Linked DNA regions of Homo sapiens: region 2 is linked to region 1. Evidence: read pairs that join two places in POLR2A ChIA-PET (ENCODE). Cell type or tissue: PC-9. All regions are shown on one strand. Each heading gives the region's core, and the rest is flanking DNA. Links, peaks and the distances in the headings are about the cores only.

Region 1 (11,007 bases), core at 2,340-7,339:
GAGAGTTCAGCCGTGCCGTATGCGACTGGGGGGCTCTGTGTGAGGTCTCTCAGGGCCCCTTTCCTTGGCCACAGCCCCTTGTTGAGGGGAGTCCTCAGCACTCCCTCCTCAGAATGGCTCCCAGTAACTACCTCCTGGGGTTGGGACCGAACAGTATCCGTGCCAACACCTAGAAACATCGGAACATCGCAGTCACTTCTGCCATAACTCTTGTTTCAGAAACGCTAATTTGTTCCAACATGATTGACATAGTAGGGTACAATCTGAGGTAAGTGTGATTTTTTCAGTTATTTATGAGCGGTCTCATTTCGGGCCCTGTGCTGGCCACGGAGACGTGGGGGACGGGGCTAGACGGCACCCGCGGTGAAACCTAAGGCAGCGGAAAAGCCAGCACCCTGCGCCCGTTGGCCTGGGCTTCCTCTGGGTCTCGGATGTCGGAGACAATTTTTCACTGGTTCCCCACGTTTCTGCAAGTCTCAGGAGCAGATGCGCCGACGGCCTTTTGCTCTGGACTCTCGTCAAGGACGTGTATATAGTGAAAGTCTCGGCGCGCAGGGACAGCGTCTCCCTCTGGGGCAGAAGCGAGATTTGCTCGCTGTCCAGTGTAACAAAGACGACGTCCACCCCCGGGAAAGGTTGGGCAGGTTTGCTTCGCAGCCCCTCATGACAGTCCGGCGTTTCCTAAGCACGGGGATCCCCGGCGGTGAGGCAAACCCAGCTGTGCCACAGAATCCACCTGGGCCTCTGCGTAGCCCCCGTGGGGTTTGGGGAGCAAAGGAAACGGGAGTGAAGAGGAAGCTCGTTCACACTGAGCAACGTGCCGTGCCGTGAGTGACAGAGTCCTCTGCCCTGGGCCAGGGTCTCTGGTCTTCTGCCAGCGTCCTTCAACCATGGCAGGCTCGCCCGTGAGCTTGCAGGCCGGTGAAAGCTCAGGCCTTCCCAGATCTTCATACGAGGAGGTCTTCTCAGCTCAGTAAGTGGACTGTGAAACGATGGTGTTCGGCCTGGCCCAGGAGGGAGCTGCAGGGGAGGCGAGGCTGGGGCACTGGCACCCGTACTGGCACTGGCACCCGTAGGTCTGTCTGGGGAAAAACCCGGGGCAGGAGGGCAGGAGAGGAAGCGAAGGTTTGCCTGGGTTGGAAACAGCCCCAACAACTCCCTGGCCAAGAGCCGCCTCTTCCCTGAAGAAGGAAGCCTTGGGGGCAGTCCCTGGGGCAACATGAGGAGCGGCCTCCTCCGGGCAAGCATGCGGGCCTTCAGGGGACCTTGGCAGGGCTTCCTGAGGGGCAGGAAGGCGACCGCGAGGCCGAGGCAGGTAGGCAGGGCCTGACCCCGAGGGGAATCTCTGGGGCCAGAGGGAAGCTGGAAGTGTCTGGCCAGGGGCCAAGGGGGCTCCTGCGGAAGCCCCCGGACAAGGACTTTCCCGTTCTGGCTCCCGCTCACCTCTCTCATTCCCCATGAACTCCAGGACCCCCATTTCAAGTAGAAAACAGCCGTCCCGAGAAAATCCCCAAACACGAGAGCCCTCTGCACAGCCCCTCGGCACTTCCCACCCAGCACGCGAGCTGGGGGATGCTGCTCCCAAGCCGCAGGCTCTTCCGTAAGCTCTTCTGGAAACTTTCCTCCTCCCCGAGGCAGCCCCAGCGGCACTTGGACTCCAGCAGTGCCCAAAACCACACAGGGCACCTGGACTCCAGCAGTGCCCAAAACCACACAGGGCACCTGGACTCCAGCAGTGTCCAAAACCACACAGGGCACCTGGACTCCAGCAGTGCCCAAAACCACACAGGGCACCTGGACTCCAGCAGTGCCCAAAACCACACAGGGCACCTGGACTCCAGCAGTGCCCAAAACCACACAGGGCACCTGGACTCCAGCAGTGCCCAAAACCACACAGGGCACCTGGACTCCAGCAGTGCCCAAAACCACACAGGGCACCTGGACTCCAGCAGTGCCCAAAACCACACAGGGCACCTGGACTCCAGCAGTGCCCAAAACCACACAGGGCACCTGGACTCCAGCAGTGCCCAAAACCACACAGGGCACCTGGACTCCAGCAGTGCCCAAAACCACACAGGGCACCTGGACTCCAGCAGTGCCCAAAACCACACAGGGCACCTGGACTCCAGCAGTGCCCAAAACCACACAGGGCACCTGGACTCCAGCAGTGCCCAAAACCACACAGGGCACCTGGACTCCAGCAGTGCCCAAAACCACACAGGGCACCTGGACTCCAGCAGTGTCCAAAACCACACAGTCCCGGGATTTTGATGAGTCAGCACCAACACGTGTCCCAGTGCTCACAGAACTACGCAGGTTGGCGGTTGCACAAGCGCCAAAGGGGCCCTGGCTTCACGGCTTCATTTATTCTTGTTACTACTCCCTGCATGGCTTGGCCTGGGCTGCGTCCACGGCTGCGAGGCTCCTGTCCGCCTCATGGAGGCAGGTGAGGCCAGCGCCACCCAGGCCCTGCTTTTCTGCTTTCTCCACTTGTCTGTGGCCCTCCTGGGCAGAGGAGACCGTAGTCTCAGCATGGGCCTGATGAGGCACAGCTGGGGGCTTCTGGAGCTGCCATCTACCCAGGACAACCGTCTTCCCGTGTCCCTGGGGGCTCTGTGCTCTCCATGGCTCCTTAGTTCAAGGTCTGATCCGCACGCCTGGATCCAACCTCTACATTTGTTCAGCGCTCCCCTCCTGCCCTCCCCACCTCTTCCTGGCCTTCCTACCCTCTGTAGGCATCTGATGAAAGACCATACTTCAGGTCCTGAGAAGGATAAAGTAAGTTATTGGTTTTTAAATGCATAGATCACTTACACAGAAACACAGACTCACGGATAAAAACACCTGAGTTTTAGTTTTGCCTCTTGCTTCTGCAGAGGGCTGGTGGGGAAAGAAGGAGAGGCTCTAATCAAAGAGCAAGAATTTGGGTTTTTTCCTAATACTTTATGCAAAGTACAGTGATCTTGACTCTGACGGCACAGGGGCTGGAGGTGGGGCGTCTTTCCCACACCAGGTTCCTCTGAGAGCCGGGCTTGTGGCTGAATGCCAACATCAAGTTTCTTTGGAGAGCCGCACTCAGGCCCCTGCGCTGGTAGGGTCAGTTGGGTGAGGGCCTGCCTCTTGGCAGAGGGGCCAGAATAACGGAGGGTAGGTGGCCTAATTGTCATCACGTGACCAGGGCTTTGGGGATTGGCTGCTCCTGCGTGTTAAAGGGTGTGACACATTCAAAGACTCTCCAGGCAATAACGGCTTATGAATGTTTTTAAAGCAGTTTTTTTTTTTTAAGTGAATCTTGGCCAGGCGTGGTGGCTCATGCCTGTAATCCCAGCATTTTGGGAGGCCGAGGCGGGTGGATCACTTGAGGTCAGGGGCTTGAGACCAGCCTGGCCAGCATGGTGAAACCCCGTTTCTACTAAAAATACAAAAATTACCTGGGCGTGGTGGCGCACGCCTGTAATCCCAGCTACTCAGGAGGGTGAGGCAGGAGAATCGCTTGAATCCGGGAGGCAGAGAGATCATGCACTCCAGCCTGGGCAACAGAGTGAGACTCTGTCTCAAAAAAAAAAAAAAAAAAAAAAAAGACCAGCCTGGGCAACAAAGTAAGACCCTATCTCTATAAAAAATAAAGTAAGTTTTTTAAAAAGCAGATCTCACATGTAGATGAAGCTAATATAATAGTAACTGTGTTGTATGTAATAAATGCTATGATATAACATCACAATATATTGATTATTAGGTAATATGTATCAATTATTATAATGTAGATATTGGAGCTGACATTTAACTCCTCTCACACTGACAGATTACATCTGGGGTCTGCAGGCTTTAACAACTTGGAAAGTTGGTCTAGTGTCAGAATTTTAAGAAGCCCTCCAATCCCAGACCCCCGTCTTCTTTGCCCTTGTGTGTTATGCTCGGCAGTAGGCTGATGCGACCTCATTGCTTCTGCTTCTCAAAACTGCATTCTCACAGACTTCTCTCCCCATCTCGAAATCACAGGGCTTGAAGAAGTTACCAACTTGCCAACTGCTGCATGAAACACCTTTTACCCGCATGTGAGAATCACCTTTACCCGCATATGAGAAACACCTTCACCTGCATATCAGAAACACCTTTACCCACATATGAGAAACACCTTTACCTGCATGAGAAACACTTTACCCGCATACGAGAAACACCTTTACCCGCATACGAGAAACACCTTTACCCGCATACGAGAAACACCTTTACCCGCATACGAGAAACACCTTTACCTGCATACGAGCAACACCTTTACCCGCATATAAGAAACACCAGCTCACCTGGCCCAGCCACTTTGTGAGGACCCCTGAGACGACAATAGTCTCCTGAGCCCTGTGGCCAGATCCACCCCCTCACCATTCCAGAATGATTCCCTCAGCCAGAATCAGGCATTGCCACCACATCATGTCTATGACCTGGCCCTCCACCCAGAACAACCCCAGACTCTCCTTCCAAATAGTTTGTTTCTCTTTCCATGCCCACATCTGGGGGGCGGTGGCGTGGGGACGCTAACATTTGCTGAGAATCTACGACGTACTAAGCTAATAGGAATTACGTCTACTCTCCCCACTGTGCAGACATGGAGACTGAGGCTCAGCTAGGAAGTGGCTTGCCCACAGTGACTCCAAAGCTCCTGCTCTTTCCCCCAGCACCCACTCTGCCTCCTACAGCTCAACAGTAGCCCCTCTCTCACCCTGCTCCTCCAGCACGAAACCAGGAGTGCCAGGCTAGATGTTGCCCGAAGGCTCGCCCCCTGGGCCTCGCCAGGTCCCGGCAGCTTATGCTGTCCCTGGCACCTTGGGGCCAAAGCCGTCTCCGGACCCTGGAAGCTGAGCTTTCATTTCAGTGACAATGTCCATGCAGGCTTATGACGCATCACCCTCTTGCCCCCTCCTCCAGCTCCAGGAAGTGTGAGTGGGAACTGGGGCCGAGGAGTGAGAACACTCCAGGTGCACCCGAGGAAGCAGTTTCAAGGGGTGTGGCTTGGTGAGAAGTCCCTTTTTCCTCTAAAGGGAGAGTCTGGCATGTGTAGGCTAAAGAGAGTGTCTAGGTCGGGCTCCTGCTCACCTGGAGGGAATGCGGGGGTCACAGGCGGGTGAAGAGCAGGCGGACACACCTTTCTGTGCAATGCTTGAGGTTGAGGTGGGGTACGTTTATTTTTAGATATACTGTCCTGTCTCTCTCCCCTCTCCCACCCTTACCCCTTACCTTCTTCTCTGGTTACAGAAGGAAACAAGGGAATGTGATACCTTCCAGTCAATAGCAGGTCAACCTTTGAGAGAGCAGGGCTGAAACCACTGAGGCAGGTGTGGCCACTGCTGCCTGGGCCCTGCTTTTCTGCCCTCCTGGGCAGGGGAGGGGGTGGTCTCAGCACGGGCCTGATGAGCTACAGCTGAGGGCTCCTGGGGCTGCCATCTGCCTGGCCTCATGATCCAAGAAGTTAGATCGAGGAATAGTCAAGCTGGTCCCTTGGTCATGCCGCCTGGCTCCTGACTCAGTGGTGACAAGAGCCGAGATTTGGGGGATTTCCAGAGCCAGCCCAGGGTGATGTGGGCACACCTGCTGGTCTTCCCAAATAGGTCATCATTCGGCAAGAATCATCTATTGTCATGACCCATACACCTACCCTGCCCCAAATTTTCTTCAAGGAGGTTGTACTGGGGTGAGTACGTGTCCCCCAAAATTCATGTCACTCAGAATGTGACCTTATTTGGAAATAGGGTCTTTGCAGAGGTTATTAGTTAAGTTAAACTGAGGTCATGCCGAATTGAGGCAGAGCCTAATCCAGTGACTGGTGTCCTTATGAGAAGAGGAAACAGAGACACACGCACAGGGGAGAAGATGGCCACACAACACGATGGAGGCAGAGGCTGGAGGGACACGGCTGCCAGCCCGGGAATGCGGAGAATGGCCAGCCACCCCTGGAAACCAGGAGAGAGGCCAGGAGGGCTCCACCCCAGAACCTCCGGAGGGAGTGTGGTTCTGCCCACGCCTTGATTTTGGACTTCTGGGTTCCAAACTGTGAAAGAATAAATTCCTGTTTGTTTGAAGCCACCGAGTTTGTGAGCACTAAGGCAGAGGCCTTCCTGGATGGCCCTCACTGAGGCTTGTCTGTTGCCTGGCACACAGTCATGCCCAGGGCCACAGACCCTGTTGCTAAATGATCCTCTCTCCATGTTTAGATTCCACTAGCTCGTGACCCCGTGAGGGCACATAGGGCCACGTGGTAATGTGTCCGTCGCATTGTCAGGCTGCTCCTCTGCCTGCATTCTGCCTCCCCTGCACACCGGGGAGCAGAGCTCACCAGACCCCTCTTCTGTCCCCTGGCCAGCTTCAGCTGGTGCCTCCTCTCCCCAGGGAGCAAGGGGAACAAGGAACAAGTCTCACTTTCCAGCCTGATGGGCTAATCTCACTGCCTTCTTTCTCTGTTCAAATTTTGTCTGGATCACTTTCTTCAGGACAGTCGCTGGGCTAAGCATAGTGTCCAGTATCAAAATGAGAAGCCTGGCAGTTGGTCCTGGATCATAGCTGGGAGCTCACCCAGGAAAGAGCTGGGATGGGAAGGGGTTCTCCACCTTTTCCCCACCCACCTGCAGAGTCTTTAATCCACCCATCATTTTTAGGCTTCCGGAGTAATTATTCTATTTATTTTATTTTATTATTTCAAGACGGAGTTTCGCTCTTGTTGCCCAGGCTGGAGTGCAGTGGTGTGATCTCAGCTCACTGCAACCTCCGCCTCCCAGGTTCAAGTGATTCTCCTCCCTCAGCCTCCCAGGTAGCTGGGACTACAGGTGCACACCACCAACATTTCTACTAAGTTTGTATTTTTAGTAGAGATGGGGTTTCTCCATGTTTGTCAGGCTGGTCTTGAACTCCCGACCTCAGGTGATCTGCCCGCCTCGGCCTCCCAAAGTGCTGGGATTACAGGCGTGAGCCACAGCGCCCGGCCCCATTGTCAGCTCTGCTTCCGCCATTAGACCATCAACATTAAAAGGGTTAATTGATCACAAGTGTCCAAAAAAGTGCCGACATCCTGGACAGAGCAAGCTCATGTTTATGGACTTCTGACTGTAGAAGGAGGGTCAGAGCCGCCGATCAGAACACACCAGCTCTGCTTCCAGGTTCAGGAAATGATCCTGAACACAGAAGGCACTTTGGGTACAAAGCCTCTGATCCGGGCATTACCTGTAACAGGGACGCCGTGAATAACCCAGTGTCCAAGTTAGTTCAGTTATGGTGGCAGCCAATGCAGTATCACGTGGCCTTCAGAAATGTGTGAATGGAGTTTTATAATAATTGGGGAGACTTTTAGGTTTAAAGCTAGGTCATGGCCCGGCGCAGTGGCTCACGCCTGTAATCCCAGCACTTTGGGAGGCTGAGGCGGGCGGATCACAAGGTCAGGAGTTTGGGACCAGCCTGACCAACATGGTGAAACCCCGTCTCTACTGAAAATACAAAAATTAGCCAGGCATGGGGGCACGAGCCTATAATCCCAGCTACTCGGGAGGCTGAGGCAGGAGAATGGCGTGAACCCAGGAGGCGGAGGTTGCAGTGAGCCAAGATCGCACCACTGCACTCCAGCCTGGGTGACAGAGCGAGACTCTGTCTCAAAATAAATAAATAAATAATAAAAATGAATAAATAAATAAATAAATAAAGTTAGGTGGTAAAGAGGAGATCAAACTATATCTAGGATATGATAGATTTAAACTATGGATATGAGCTATGTATGAGAAACAAGCCAGAAATCTCTCAACGCGTTAATAGGGTTGTTCCTGGGTGGTGAAACATTGATGATGTTTTTCTTCTCTCTACTTTTAAATATTTTCATATCTCTGTGGACAGTGTGCATTACTTTATAATGAAAAAAGAAACCCAGTAAACTTCATTTTAAAAGATGGCTTTCGGCCCGGGTTGGGCTTTCTGTCAGAACCCCGCGTTGGAGAGCTTTGTGGGCCCACCCTCATTCAGTCCCCATGGTGGCCGCATGTACGTGTCCCCTGTGGCAGACGTTCCGCCTGGGAGCAGCGGTCTAACTGGGAGCCAGGAGTGTGCAAAGACAACCGAACAGACGTGGACGCTCGGCAGCAAGACAGAGAGGGCGCTGGAAACCCGGGCTCCGGGACACACCCTGCCGCTCACCGGCTGCGCCAACAAGGACCTCCCTTCTCTCTGGGCCCACACCTCCTCCACGGTAGAATGAGGGCTTCGGATGACATGGTCACCAGGGTCTCTTCCAGTTTTAAAATTATGTTAAGATCCTCTTATTCTTTCAAGCTTTACAAAGGGAAGCCCCACAAAAGGACACAGGTGGCAAATCCGGGGACCTGGATGCTGGGTCACCGACTTCATGTTCTTGCTGACTTCCTGGCCTCGGTTTTCTTCTCCTTAAGGCTGGGTGAATGGAATGAGTTTAGATCCCTGGACCTCCAGGCCCTCCTGTGCCCCGGGGTGGCCCTGCTTCACAGGGATGCCCGTAAGAAGACGTTGCATGCGTAAAAATCATGCCCTGCTCCACCACAGAGGTGAGATGAGACAGGAAATGAGCTAATTGGCGTGAGAATGCTTGGCACTTTTAGGGAAAGGAGAAACCGAATCCCAAGAGAATGACAGTGGCCTTTGTGTGACCCTAGTACCAGGGCCCCTGCTTTCGCCATGGCCTCAGATAGAGGCCACATACAGCAGGTGCTGGGCCCCCAGCCCACCCACCTCCCTGCTTTCACCATGGCCTCGGATAGAGACCACATACAGCAGGTGCCGGGGCCTCCAGCCCGCCCGCCTCCCTGCTGAACCATGGAATAAGGAGCTGCAGAGGAGGAAAGATTTTGGAGTCGTGCTGACCTGGGTCTGAATCCCAGCTCGGAGGGCCTGCTGCCACATCTGTACGTGGGCATCCTCTTTTACGTGAGTGTCTCGGGTCGGGTCCTCCCAGAAGCAAATGCTGAGTTGGTGGAAGGAATGTGAAGGCTATAGGGGAGTGGCACCTGCTTAAGGAGAAGGAGGCCGGGCTGGGCAGGAGGATGTGGCACCTGGTAAGGAGAAGGAGGCCGGGCCGGGCAGGAGGATGTGGCACCTGTGTAAGGAGAACGAGGCCGGGCCGGGCAGGAGGATGTGGCACCTGGTAAGAAGAAGGAGGCTGGGCCGGGCAGGAGGATGTGGCACCTGGTAAGGAGAAGGAGGCCGGGCTGGGCAGGAGGATGTGGCACCTTGTAAGGAGAAGGAGGCCGGGCCGGGCAGGAGGAAGTGGCATCTGTGTAAGGAGAAGGAGGCCAGGCCGGGCAGGAGGATGTGGCACCTGCGTAAGGAGAAGGAGGCCGGGCTGGGCAGGAGGATGTGGCACCTGGTAAGGAGAAGGAGGCCGGGCTGGGCAGGAGGATGTGGTACCTGGTAAGGAGAAGGAGGCCGGGCAGGAGGATGTGGCACCTGCATAAGGAGAAGGAGGCCGGGCCGGGCAGGAGGATGTGGCACCTGGTAAGGAGAAGGAGGCCGGGCAGGAGGATGTGGCACCCGGTAAGGAGAAGGAGGCCGGGCCGGGCAGAAGGATGTGGCACCTGGTAAGGAGAAGGAGGCCGGGCCGGGCAGGAGGATGTGGCATCTGTGTAAGGAGAAGGAGGCCGGGCCGGGCAGGAGGATGTGGCACCTGCGTAAGGAGAAGGAGGCCGGGCTGGGCAGGAGGATGTGGCACCTGGTAAGGAGAAGGAGGCCGGGCTGGGCAGGAGGATGTGGCACCTGGTAAGGAGAAGGAGGCCGGGCAGGAGGATGTGGCACCTGCGTAAGGAGAAGGAGGCCGGGCCGGGCAGGAGGATGTGGCACCTGGTAAGGAGAAGGGCGGAGGCCAGGCTGAGCAGGAGGATGTGGCACCTGGTAAGGAGAAGGGCGGAGGCCAGGCTGGGCAGGAGGATGTGGCACCTCGTAAGGAGAAGGGCGGAGGCCAGGCTGGGCAGGAGGATGTGGCACCTCGTAAGGAGAAGGGCGGAGGCCAGGCTGGGCAGGAGGATGTGGCACCTGGTAAGGAGAACGGCGGAGGCCAGGCTGAGCAGGAGGATGTGGCACCTTGTAAGGAGAAGGGCGGAGGCCAGGCTGAGCAGGAGGATGTGGCACCTGGTAAGGAGAAGGGCGGAGGCCAGGCTGGGCGGAGGATGTGGCACCTGGTAAGGAGAAGGAGGCCGGGCCGGGCAGGAGGATGTGGCATCTGCGTAAGGAGAAGGGCGGAGGCCGGGCTGAGCAGGAGGATGTGGCACCTGTGTAAGGAAAAGGAGGCCGGGCTGGGCAGGAGGATGTGGCACCTGTGTAAGGAGAAGGAGGCCGGGCTGGGCAGGAGGATGTGGCACCTGCGTAAGGAGAAGGAGGCCGGGCTGGGCAGGAGGATGTGGCACCTGCGTAAGGAGAAGGAGGCCGGGCTGGGCAGGAGGATGTGGCACCTGCGTAAGGAGAAGGAGGCCGGGCTGGGCAGGAGGATGTGGCACCTGCGTAAGGAGAAGGAGGCCGGGCTGGGCAGGAGGATGTGGCACCTGCGTAAGGAGAAGGAGGCCGGGCTGGGCAGGAGGATGTGGCACCTGCGTAGGGAGAAGGAGGCCGGGCTGGGCAGGAGGATGTGGCACCTGCGTAAGGAGAAGGAGGCCGGGCTGGGCAGGAGGATGTGGCACCTGCGTAAGGAGAAGGAGGCCGGGCTGGGCAGGAGGATGTGGCACCTGCGTAAGGAGAAGGAGGCCGGGCTGGGCAGGAGGATGTGGCACCTGCGTAAGGAGAAGGAGGCCGGGCTGGGCAGGAGGATGTGGCACCTGTGTAAGAAGAAGGAGGCCGGGCTGGGCAGGAGGATGTGGCACAGCTGACACAGCCACAAAGCTCCTGCCCATGGGGCGCTCTGAGGGGCAGACTGCCTGTTGGCGGAGTCTTGTGGGGTGGAAATGGTGAGGTCACTGTGATGCCACTTTGCTTAGTCATCGGCCACAGGGTCACCTGGAGAAGAGCATGAGCTCAGCATAA
Region 2 (6,324 bases), core at 1,325-6,324, 91 kb after region 1:
AAAGAAAGAAATGTTGAATGTGAGGTATGTATTTCATCAACATCCAAGTGGAGAGATTAAGAATTGAAATGAATACACAGTATACATTAATAATAATAGCTGTATATAAGGCTGGGCACAGTGGCTCATGTCTGTAATCCCAGCACTTTGCGAGTCTGAGGCAGGAGGACTGCTTGAGCTCAGAAGATCGAGACCAACCTGCTCAACATGGTAAAGCCCCTTTTTTACAAAACAAAGTACAAAAATTAGCCAGCTGTGGTCCCAGCTCCTCAGGAGGCTGAGGTGGGAGGATCACTGGAGCTGGGAGGTGGAGGCTGCAGTGAGCCATGGTCGCACCACTGCACTGCAGTTTGGGTGAGAGTGAGACCCTGTCTCAATTTTAAAAAATAAATCGTTGTATCTAAGAGGTGGGATTATAGAAAAGTTTTTCTTTCTCCTCTTCCCACTTCTTACTTTGCTTGGTCTTTGGAATATTTCAAAATTTTGAAATCATAAACAAGTTTTACTTTTATTTTAAATTTATTTATTTATGAGACAGAGTCTTGCCCTTTTGCCCAGGCTGGGGTGCAGTGGTAGGATCTTGGGTCACTGCAACCTCTGCCTCCCGGGTTCAAGTGATTCTCCCGTCTCAGCCTCCTGGGTAGCTGGGATTACAGGCACCTGCCACCACACCCAGCTAATTTTCGTGTTTTTAGTAGAGACGGGGTTTCACCATGTTGGCCAGGCTAGTCTCAAACTCCTGACCTCGTGATCCACCGGCCTCGGCCTCCCAAAGTGCTGGGATTACAGGCGTGAGCCACTGAGCCTGGCCAAGTTTTACTTTTATAATAAAAAGTAAACCATATTAATTTTTTAAAAAAATAATAGCATGTAAGTTATAACATATAAGAGGAATAATTGAGGCTTGTGTCCAGAACTTGAAATTTAAATTTAGGTCAATTCCACATTCTCTGCGATCCCACTGCAGGCCAGACACTCTGCTAGTTCAGGGGATACTGAGATGAACAAAGGTGGTCCCTGCCCTGCTGCAGCGGGCTGTTCGACAGGCTCCAGGCCCGTCTCAGTAAATGCTATCATCAAAGTCCAAACCAAGACCTGGGGGAGTAGAAGGAGGAGGTAGCAGTGAGACTATACACAATCCCTGTACTATAAAAATGGCGAAAGCATGCAGATCAATAGACAGCCTCTGGGCCACACTGAGTGAATTTTAATGCAGGATGGAAGCACACAGATGGGTGATCAGGTCTCTCTTTACTGAAACACAGAACATGTGCCAAGGTGAGTCCAAGGACACCTCTGGGAACAGGTGAAGCCCCTCCCCACACATACACTCCGGTGGATGTGAGCGAGGGTCCTGTTGCCACATCTGGGGTCAGGGGCTTGGACATGCTGCCCTTCATGGGAACCTTCTGGGTACCTCTCAGCACAGTAACGCAGCTGCAGTCTGTCGGTGGGGGCCCAGGCTAGGGGCAGCACCCTCTTTTGGCATACGGGACATGCCTGGCTGCAGCTGATGTCCGTTAGCCTCTCCTGACACGCAGTAAGGAGACCTGGAAGTGAGGCGCGTGGGCGTGGAGTTCCCGGTGGAGCTGGAGAGCAAAAGAGCCAGCTGTCCTTTCAGCCCATCTGGCCCATGAGCTCGCCAGAGGCAGAGGACAGGAAGGGACACTGGGGCAGAGTGCATGCGGAGGACGGCAACCCTTCCTGGGCCTCCTACATGCTGGACACAGGCTGGTGCCTCACACACATTATGTCATCTAAACCTCACAGCAACCTTATAAAGCAGGTGTTAGGATCCTCATTTTATAAGGGATGAAAGTCGCATAGAATAACTTATCCAAGATCACACAGTTGGGAACTAGAATTCACACCCAGATCTAGCTGGTTCCTAAGCTCATTGTCTAATCCCCGAGCCCAAACTGTTGGGCTGTCCCCGGACGAGAACTGATGCCCAACCCCATGTGGCCTGGTGCCTGCGCCTCAGCTGCTTGACCTGCTCCTGATCTCGCGGTTTCTTTCCGATTCCTGAAATCATTTCTGGTTTGGGGGCTTAGACCTGAGATTCAAAACTGGCTTCCCGGCCGGGTGCGGTGGCTCACGCCAATAATCCCAGTGCTTTGGGAAGCAGAGGCAGGTGGGTCACCTGAGGTCAGGAGTTCGAGACCAGCCTGACCAACATGGAGAAACCCCATCTCTACTAAAAATACAAAAATTAGCCAGGAGTGGTAGTGTGCACCTGTAATCCCAGCTACTAGGGAGGTTGAGGCAGGAGAATTGCTTGAATCCGGGAGGTGGAGGTTGCAGTGAGCCGAGATCGTGCCATTGCACTCCAGCCTGGACGACAGAGCGAGAATCTGTCTCAAGAAAAATAAAAGAAAAGAAAAGAAAAAGAGAAAGAAAAAGAAAAAGAAAAAGAAAACTGGCTTCCCAGCCGGACGCAATGACTCAACGCCTGTAATCCCAGCACTTTGGGAGGCTGAGGTGGGTGGATCATGAGGTCAAGAGTTCAAGACTAGCCTGGCCAAGATGCTGAAACCTGAAACTCCATCTCTACTAAAAATACAAAAATTAGCCAGGTATGGTGGTGCGGGCCTGTAATCCCAGCTACTCAGAAGGTTGAGGCAGGAGAATGGCTTGAACCTGGGAGGCGGAGGTTGTGGTGAGCCAAGATCGCACCACTGCACTCCAGCTTGGATGACAGAGTGAGACTCAGTCTCAGAAAACAAAACAAAACAAAACAAAACAAAACAAAACAAAACAAAAGCAATTGGCTTCCCTCTCCCACAAGGATTCACACTCGCTACTTTGATTATCACATGCCGGGGGCATTTGTCACTTATTTGGCCATCGGGTGTCGAGCCCCCGTGCCATGTTTAGGGAACTCCTCACAGTGGGAGTCACGATTGGCCTCACTGCTGCTAAGAGAACTCCAAGGACACAGACATCCCTTCTTCCCGTCCCCTGGCACCTGGCTGTGGGCTCATGGGAGTACAAGGGCTAAGCTCAGCCTATCAAATGTTCCTACTCAGGACTTTGGCTCTGGAGCAAAAAGTCCAGTGAGACAAAAAGGCAGCGAGAACCTATGTGAATGTGTGTGCAGGCCACGTGATGCCCCTTGGCTGTGGCAGCATCCAATAGTGACTGACCAGCAAGAGGGACAGTGTCCCAGCCAGCCTGATCCCACTGTCTGGACCTCAGAGCTCCTGGGGGCCCTCCTGCCTATTTTCCAAGCCTGCTGTCCTGGCATTGCTTTGATTCTATGCACTCTGGGACGCTGCCAACAAATCCCCCTTTTACTTACGACAGACAGAGGTTTTCTTTCGCCTGCAACAAAGGATCCCACTCTCCACGGACATATCTTGCTTCCCTCTGCTAAGGGCAATCATTCCACCTGTCCAGCCTGGCTATGAACTCTACACCTGGCATAAGACCCCCAGCCAGCATCTCTGCCAGGTTTACCCTTGCAAGGGATGACAGGAAGCCTGAGCCACTTTTCAGCAGTGTGGCACCCATTGACTGTGAGAGGTGCTGAATGCAAGCTTCAGGTATTAGCAAGGGCACTGTCCCATTGACTGTGAGAGGTGCTGAATGCAAGCTTCAGGTATTAGCAAGGGCACTGTCAAAGAGGCAATCCACATTAGACTGTGCACTGGGCCTGTTTTCACGGTTACATCTGTGAGCAGAGCTTAGACACTTCCCATCATGCCCCATCTGCTACTTTGTACCACACATTAGGAGAACAACCCACCCCTCAGTGAGGCCAGGCCCGTGACATCTGCACTGAGCTGACCCAGTCTAACCTCCAACAAGCCACACCATCCCCATCCTCAAAACCCTGACCCCGGAACTTTACCATTGGAAGTTCTATCCAGTGGGTTTTAGGAGAATTTTCCCAACTTGTACAAATACATCCCAATCATGGTCCTCATCTAGAGTATACATCTCTGCGGTTTTTTCTGCCTAGCCTCCCTATTTTCTTGGGGCTCATCCTTCCTCTATGGGATCCTGACTGGGTTGTCAGTCATGGTGACCCTTGCAGGCCATGGAGACCTGCACTTCCCCAGATGACATGAAAATTTGGGGAGAGGGGGCCGGGTGCGGTGGCTCATGTCTGTAATCCCAGCACTTTGGGAGGCCAAGACGGGTGGATCACGAGGTCAGGAGATTGAGACTATTCTGGCTAACACGGTGAAACCCCGTCTCTACTAAAAAAAAAAACATAAAAATTAGTTGGGCGTGGTGGCGGGCGCCTGTAGTCCCAGCTACTTGGGAGGCTGAGGCAGGAGAATGGCGTGAACCCAGGAGGCGGAGCTTGCAGTGAGCTGAGATCGCACCACTGCACTCCAGCCTGGGCGACAGAGCGAGACTTCGTCTCAAAAAACAAAAAGAAAGAAAGAAAAAGAAAAAAGAAAAGAAAATGTGGGGAGATGGAAGTCCCTTGTGAATCTATGGCTAACAAGGCTGCCTTTTCATACACATGAAGAAAGACTCTGAAGAATGAAGGGAGTAAAGCTAAGACAGGGAAAGAAAGAGAAAGTCCCTGTGATGGCGCTGGAGCTGCTGGATCCAGCCGTACTGAAGCTGAAGAGACACTTGTAGGTTTCTCAGACCTTGCCTTTTTTTTTTTTTTTTTTTTTTTGCATAAACTGCCCTGACTTGGGTTTCTGCCACTTGCAACCAAGAGTCCGACCTACCCTCCCATCAGTATCACTGACCTTTGCCTCAGAGGCCAGAAGGCCAAGCTTCCAAGGACCAGAAGAAACTGGGGGCTCTAGGAGTCACATGTTTACATTGCAGAGAAGGAAATGAAGAACTCGGAGAAGGCAGGCAGAAGCAAAGCCAGGCAGAGATCCTCAGATTCAGCTCCCAATTCTCCGTAAGAAACGAGACTCCCTTCCAAGCGCGGTAGCTGCTCTTCTGTGTCCTGCGGGTCTTCCCTGCAGCCCCTGCGAACCTCGCCCCTTCCTCTACTCCCCTGGCCCGGAAAGTGCCCACTCACCTGCTGCATCAGCCTTTCTGCCACTCTGGGGTCAGTGAGGTCTTCCGGGGAAGCCACACTCAGCCGCAGGAGGAGGAAACCTCCATTTTCACCTGCAAATGGAGAACAGTAAGATGAAAATCAGGGCTGGGCGCAGTGGCTCACACCTGTCATCCCAGCACTTTGGGAGGCAGAGGCAGGTGGATCACCTGAGATCGGGAGTTTGAGACCAGCCTGACCAACATGGAGAAATCCCGTCTTTACTAAAAACACAAAATGAGCCGGGCATGGTGGTGCGTGCCTGTAATCCCAGCTACTCAGGAGGCTGAGGCAGGAGAATCGCCTGAACCTGGGAGGCGGAGGTTGTGGTGATCTGAGATCGCAGCACTACACTCCAACCTGGGCAACAAGAGCGAAACTGTCTCAAAAAAAAAAAAAAAAAAAAAGAGGAGGATGAAATAGTCACATATATTTGCTTCCGTATGTACATTTCATGTGCAGAAAATTACACACAAGAGACAATCTCACGGGTTACATGTGTGGAGAGAACTGGGTGGGGGCACAGCCAGGGGAGAAAGGCATTTTATGGTGAACCTTTTCGTACCTTTCCATTTCAAATCATATGAATGTCTTATCTAATCAACAAATAATAAAGTATTTTTCTTTCCAGGGAAAAGAAGGAGCGATCAGACTGTCACTGTGTCTCTGTAGAAAGGAAAGACATGAGACTCCATTTTGAAAAAGACCTGTACTTTAAACAAGCTTTGCTGAGATGTTGTTAATTTGTAACTTTGCCCCAACCTTGAGCTCATAAAAACATGTGTTGTATAAAATCAAGGTTTAAGGGATCTAGGGCTGTGCAGGACGTGCCTTGTTAACAAAATGTTTACAAGCAGTATACTTGGTAGAAGTCATCGCCATTCTCTAGTCTCAATAAACCAGGGGCACAATGCACTGTGGAAAGCCGCAGGGACCTCTGCCCTTGAAAGCAGGTTATTGTCCAAGCTTTCTCCCCATGTATAGTCTGAAATATGGCCTTGTGGGATGACAAAGACCTGACCGTCCCCCAGGCTGACACCCGTAAAGGGTCTGTGCTGAGGTGGATTAGTAAAAGAGGATCTCCTCTTGCAGTTGAGATAGAGGAAGGCCACTGTCTCCTGCCTGCCCCTGGGAACTGAATGTCTCAGTATAAAACCCGATTGTACATTTGTTCAATTCTGAGACAGGAGAAAAACCACCCTGTGGCGGGAGGTGAGACATGTTTGCAGCAATGCTGCTTTATTATTCTTTACTCTGCTGAGATGTTTGGGTGGAGAGAAACATAAATCTGGCCTACGTGCACATCC

The links. Peaks named below come from ENCODE experiments on the same cell type or tissue, not always from the same donor. Only the 100,000 strongest peaks of a DNase experiment are listed, where the experiment ranks them.
Region 2: POLR2A ChIA-PET joins it to region 1 with 38 read pairs; 3 of 35 experiments call an interaction of 5 or more read pairs at or near these places.

Annotation. Positions count from the first base shown.
Region 1 is chr3:195,815,585-195,826,591 of GRCh38, reverse strand. LOC124905352 (vegetative cell wall protein gp1-like) reads right to left here and starts at 10,887. Exons shown (of 3, transcript XM_047449429.1): 1 at 9,051-10,887; 2 at 8,863-8,962; 3 at 7,816-8,415. The coding sequence starts at 10,877. The coding sequence ends at 8,294. RefSeq lists enhancers at 120-289, 190-349, 195-364, 2,246-2,933, 4,729-5,928 and 3 more. In PC-9, for the core only: no CTCF peak of the experiment used is centred there; DNase peaks (open chromatin) are centred at 3,151, 4,071 and 5,041; H3K4me3 peaks cover 3,612 bases; H3K27ac peaks cover 4,254 bases.
Region 2 is chr3:195,728,415-195,734,738 of GRCh38, reverse strand. MUC20 (mucin 20, cell surface associated) reads right to left here. Exons shown (of 4, transcript NM_001282506.2): 3 at 5,000-5,091; 4 at 1,188-1,589. The coding sequence ends at 1,521. Among named protein-coding and RNA genes, the nearest start is that of MUC20, 11 kb to the right of the region's middle. In PC-9, for the core only: no CTCF peak of the experiment used is centred there; no DNase peak of the experiment used is centred there.